Regions from separate parts of the Homo sapiens genome. Here region 2 is linked to region 1. Evidence: read pairs that join two places in POLR2A ChIA-PET (ENCODE). Cell type or tissue: A673. All regions are shown on one strand. Links, peaks and the distances in the headings refer to the core of each region. The heading gives the core; the rest is flanking DNA. Region 1 overlaps RPS27A (ribosomal protein S27a). Region 2 overlaps PPP4R3B (protein phosphatase 4 regulatory subunit 3B).

Region 1 (2,906 bases), core at 1-2,500:
AAAGATAAAAATAAAAAAATTAGTGGGCATGGTGGCACGCACCTGTAGTCTTAGCTATCTAGAAGAACTGCTTGAGCCCAGGAGCTTGAGGGTACAGTGAGCTATGATCATGCCACTGCACTCCAGCCTGGGTGACCCATCTATAAAAATTTTTTTTAAAAAATAACAGAGAAATAAAGTAATGATAGATGATCTACTCTAGAAAATATATTGAAGGAAAGCTTAAAACAAGGTTTTCATGGAGCAGACAAGAATAGGCAAAGATGGCTGGGTGCAGTGGCTCACGCCTGTAATTTCAGCACTTTGAGAGTCTGAGGTGGGTGGATCACTTGAGGTCAGGAGTTTGAGACCAGCCTGGCCAACATGGTGAAACCCCGTCTCTACTAACAATATAAAAATCAGCTGGATGTGGTTGTGGGCGCCTGTAATCCCAGCTACTCGGGAGGCTGAGGCATGAGAATCGCTTAAACCCCGGAGGTGGAGGTTGCAGTGAGCCAAGATCACACCACTGCACTCCAGCCTGGATGACAGAGTGAGACTCTGTCTCAAAAAAAAAAAAAAAAAAAGAAAAAAAGAAAAGGAAAAGAATAGCCAAAGATTTTCATTCATTTTTATTCTTAATATTGGTCAGGAAAATAAAATTGGAGTTAAAGAAACCCAGACTTTTTTCTAGGCATGAATTTGGATTTTTGTCATACCTTTAATTCTTATACCACAGAATGTCAGAAATTACGTATTTATCAGAATCTTTAGTTTTCTGCACATTAATGTTCTCTTCTTCCTAAAGGTGAGGCATCTATACTAGCTACCTTCTCTGTAACAGAAGGGAAGAAAAAAGTTCCTGTGGCTGGCTGCAGAGTCCAAAAGGGACAGTTAGAAAAACAAAAAAAATTTAAACTAACCCGTAATGGACATGTAATTTGGAAGGGTAAGCAACATCAAAATCTCCTATAATAGCATATCCAGTCACCAAGACCTGTTGACTATATAACCATCTGAAATCTGTTCATCTTTCATGCCCATAATCTCAGCTCAGGCCATTTCTTATTGCTATTGAAACCCCTAAATTGTCTGTAGTTGATGGGTTCCCTTTGCCTGAGATGTATGTTGGTTTTACCCATTCAAGTCCTGAGTACCATCCTGTCCTCAGCAAAAAGTTTATGTCTACCTTTGAAATAGGAGATTTAGGTTATTTTGTTACAAATCAAGTCTTATTCACAGCAAACTTCATTTTTGAGGGGGTTCCCCTGGTATTTAGTCCCATCATTTAACTTGACAAGACCATAAAATTTTTAAGAATTTCAGTGTAATTTCCTGGTTAACACCACATAATGTAGTATTTAGTAGGTACTTATCATTTATTGAATATACTAACCTTAAATTATCTTTTTTAAGGCTCATTAACCTCATTGAAACACCATAAAGATGACATTTCAATTGTCAAAACGGGAATGGATTGTGGTCTCAGTTTAGATGAAGACAATATGGAATTTCAAGTGGGAGACAGAATTGTTTGTTATGAAGAAAAGCAAATTCAAGCCAAGACTTCTTGGGATCCAGGATTTTAAAATTACATTAAAAATGTAAATAACTCAACGTGTTGTTTGTTTGAAGGTAGAAATGCACTACTACTGGCCAAAAAGTATCTAAGTTGTTTTACCATGTGTTCATATGCATTTGCACAAACTGTCAAAGTGCTCAGAAATAGGAAACCTTATTTAAGGATGCCTCCAACTAGAAATCCTTGAATGGAAAGACTGGCAATATGGTAAAAGTGAATTGTTATTTATACATCACCGATTTCTTTCAAGTGTATGCTTTAGTTAAGAGGCTTATCAAGTGAACCAGCTTTCCCTGAATTGAGCTCCGAAGGAAGATAGGCTACCCCAGTCCTGCTTGAAACTAAACTGTCTTTTACTGTTAACAGTACAAATAAGTAATCATTCCTTTATAGGGATCCATCCTGAACAAACATTAAATTCCCAAGCGTTGTACAACAGACAGCAAGCATTCCACTGAAACACCCAGAGACTGAGGATGCATTTTGTTTTTTTTGGAAGCAGGGTTTTGTCCAGGCTGAAATGCAATGCATAATTAATTACAACTCCTGGGCTCAAGGGATCCTTTTGTCTCAGACTTCCCAGTAGGCAGGACCATAGGAGTCAGCCTACTTTTTTTTTTTTTTTTTTTTTTTTTACAGAGATGGGGGTCTTGCTATGGTGCCCAGGCTGCTCTTGAACTCCTGGACACTCAAGTGATCCTCCCAAAGCATAGGGATTACAGGCACCCCACAACAAAGAATTACCTGGCCCCAAATGTCTGTTGTGTTGAGGTCAAGAAATGGACAGAAACACAAACTGGCTTATATTTAGACAACTTACATTAAATATAACTTCTGCCAAAGTATAGGTAGTCTAAGAATTGAAAATATCAAGACCTTTACAAGTGGTTGGCACCTGGCAGGTATACAGAACCACTGGGTCACATAATCCCCAGAGGCAACATTCACACAGCGATAGCAGTAGCACTACTAAAAGGAAATGGTGTGACCATCAATTTGGTGCTTAAAAACCATTCTTTTTACTGCAATAAAACCCAACAATAAATGTTAGTTCATGTCTTTTATTAACTCATACAGTTACTTGTCTTCTGGTTTGTTGAAACAGTAAGTCAGACAACATTTGCCACAATAATGTCTGTCAAAGTGACTTGCCATAAACACCCCAGCACCACATTCATCAGAAGGGCACTCTCGACGAAGGCGACTAATTTTGCCATTCTCATCCACCTGAAAAGCACAAACCTGCTGTTAAGATAATTTTACAACACATTCTGAAGTCTAATTTAAGTGACTCAAAATATTTAAGCTTTTAACTGTGTAATACTGGTGGTTTTGGTGCTTACAA
Region 2 (2,923 bases), core at 246-2,745, 350 kb before region 1:
TGATTCATACGTTTGAAGTTTGAAATACTTGGAAACCTGTCTTGTGGTTTACTTAGTAGGAGTGACAAAAACCTCATTAATTATTTGGGAGGCCTGGATTCTAAATCCATCTGTCACTAGCTACCCTCAGAAAGGTTCACTTTTTGAACCTCAGTCTCTTGAAATTTAAAATTGGACTTGACAGTCTCTGTAATGTTGCAAAATCTGATTTAATTCTAAATTTCTGTGTTTATATGTTTCTAAAAATGAATGGGTTCTGTTTTTTCTTTTGTTTGGCCTGTATTTATATTACTGCAAAGAGAAGAGTTTGATTTAGACTGTTTAGAAGCAACCTCTTTTTTTCCCCACAGTGTTTTTTTATGTTGTCCAGAAAAGCAGCCACACAAGTTTTGACTTAAATATATAGGTTTTATTAAAACAAAAGCTGTTAAAACCAAATAGAAAAGAAAAACTAAAAGAGATTAGTTTGATTACTTGGAGAACCAGAGATTTTGGAGTAAGTATTTCAACTATATGATAGGCTTTAAGTTATTGATTATTTGCTTCCTTCATAAATATATTGGAACAGAGTGCTTTTATAGCTTAATGAATAATAGCCAGAGTAATGCTGGAAATCAGGGAAAAAATACTAGGAATACATATTCTCTTAATGGACTGTAATAATTGAGATTGCCTCTATCTGTAATATTTTATGCAGTTCTACTTATCAGCTCACAAGTACCGAATCATATAAGAAGAATTCAAGTGGGAAATTGCATTTATCAAGGAGTTGGAACTTTTTTCTTATGAAAATATTTTGAAAAAATTAAATTTTCAGGTAGTAAAGGATGAAGATGTAATCTACAACAGATGCAGGAAAATAGAAATTTATAAAAGGTGTGAATGGAGGTAAATATGTACTTACTCACCCTAACCTAAAATATTAAGACTAAAAGTATTTGGAAAAAGTAGGCTGGGCATGGTGGCTCATGCCTGTAGTCCTAGCACTTTGGGAGGCTGAGGTGGGAGGATTGCTTGAGGCCAGGAGTTCGATACCAGCCTGGGCAACAAAGTGAAACCCCCCCATCTGTACAAAAAATTAAAAAAAAAATAGCCAGGTATGGTGGCACGTGCCCGCAGTCTCTGTTACATGGGAGTCTGAGGGAGGAAGATTGCTTGAGTCCAGGAGGTCGAGGCTACACTGAGCCACGTTTGTACCACTGCACTCCAGCCTGGGCAACAGAGTGAGACTCTAGAAAAAAAAAAAAAGGAAAAACTAACTTGAGGGCTAAATAAAAGATTACATATGCATATAAACTCCCTCAAAAGATGGATGTTCAGGCTGCAGTGCATAAGGTCCAAAAGGAGTCAATGAAATACGAAAAGAAACACCTGAGTCAGACTAATTAAATGACTCAGACACATTCTGAGTCAGACTAATTAAGTGATTCATCTCCCAGTGTCTTGTCTTTGAGTAGCACCAATTGATTTTTAGTAGAAGAGCATGTTATACTCTCTGATTGTACCTAGTGGTTTCTATTCATTTTTTAAAAATACATGTTCCACGTTATTTCAAAAAGGATTTAAGGGATTGATACCATTTAATGGATGATCCTCAGTAAGAAAAAGGACAGGTAGTTGGGGTGTATCCTTTAAATGTTAGGGTTTTATTTTACTATCAACTCTACAGATACTATTGTTACAAACTTTTTTAGAACATGTTACTTTAAATTAATGGAAATTACATTTCATAAAAATGAATTTTGAAGATAACTGAAGCTTAAAACCACCAACAATTTCCATCAGTTTTTTTAGCAGATTTTGATGAAATCTCTAAGGTGAATTTTAATATTTTTGCCCATTTTTTCCTTTGTAATTTAGTCTGTGCTTATTGTAGAAAATTAGAAAATATAGATAACCAAAAAGAAAATCACTCATAACCTATCACCAATTAGAAAATATAGATAACCAAAAAAGAAAATCACTCATAACCTATCAGCAAGCAGTAACCACAGTTAACAGTCTAACCGGTACTCCTAGACTTTAGACAAACAAATTTATTTATTATTATTATTTTGTTGTTGTTGAGACGGAGTTTCACTCTTGTTGCCCAGGCTGGACTGCAATGGCGCAATCTCGGCTCACTGCAACCTCCGCCTCCCAGGTTCAAGCGATTCTCCTGCCTCAGCCTCCCTAGTAGCTAGGATTACAGGCATGTGCCACCATGCCTGGCTAGTTTTGTATTTTTAGTGGAGACGGGGTTTCTCCATGTTGGTCAAGCTGGTCTGGAACTTCCGACCTCAGGTGATCCCCCCGCCTCAGCCTCCCAAAGTGCTGGGATTACACGCATGAGCCACCACACCTGGCCCACAAATTTATTTTTTAAAAATGCGTGCTTGACTATATATATATTATATATATATAATATATTAAATATATATATAAATATATATATAATTATATATATTTTTTATATATATATAATTTTTTTTTTTTTTGAGATGGAGTCTCGCTCTTTTGTCCAGGCTGGAATACAGTGGCACAATCTCGGCTCACTGCAAGCTCCCCCTCCCGGGTTCACGCCATTCTCCTGCCTCAGCCTCCCAGGTAGCTGCCACTACAGGCGCCCACCACCATGCCTGGCTAATTTTTTTGTATTTTTAGTAGAGACAGGGTTTTACCATGTTAGCCAGGGTGGTCTCGATCTCATGACCTCGTGATCCGCCCGCCTCGGCCTTCCAAAGTGCTGGGATTACGGGCGTGAGCCACCGCGCCTGGCCACTTGACTATATTTTTCTGTTTGTCCTTTTAGACAACGCCTGTAGAAATTAGCACTTGTCTTTCTTTTTAATACCCCAGAGTCATTAGTATGAAAAGCAGTTATTGTAGTGCTTTGTCATTTAGTTATATCCTTGGGGACCGCAAGAACGTGTAAAACTGTGCA

What was found. Peaks named below come from ENCODE experiments on the same cell type or tissue, not always from the same donor. Only the 100,000 strongest peaks of a DNase experiment are listed, where the experiment ranks them.
Region 2: POLR2A ChIA-PET joins it to region 1 with 8 read pairs; 3 of 35 experiments call an interaction of 5 or more read pairs at or near these places.

The regions. Positions count from the first base shown.
Region 1 is chr2:55,235,310-55,238,215 of GRCh38, reverse strand. It overlaps RPS27A (ribosomal protein S27a), which reads right to left. Exons shown (of 6, transcript NM_002954.6): 6 at 2,363-2,788. The coding sequence ends at 2,639. MTIF2 (mitochondrial translational initiation factor 2) reads left to right here. Exons shown (of 16, transcript NM_002453.3): 15 at 788-928; 16 at 1,396-1,621. The coding sequence ends at 1,568. Among named protein-coding and RNA genes, the nearest start is that of RPS27A, 4.1 kb to the right of the region's middle. In A673, for the core only: no CTCF peak of the experiment used is centred there; no DNase peak of the experiment used is centred there; H3K27ac peaks cover 362 bases.
Region 2 is chr2:55,589,470-55,592,392 of GRCh38, reverse strand. All of the region lies in intron 4 of PPP4R3B (protein phosphatase 4 regulatory subunit 3B), which reads left to right. Among named protein-coding and RNA genes, the nearest start is that of PPP4R3B, 27 kb to the left of the region's middle. In A673, for the core only: no CTCF peak of the experiment used is centred there; a DNase peak (open chromatin) is centred at 1,402.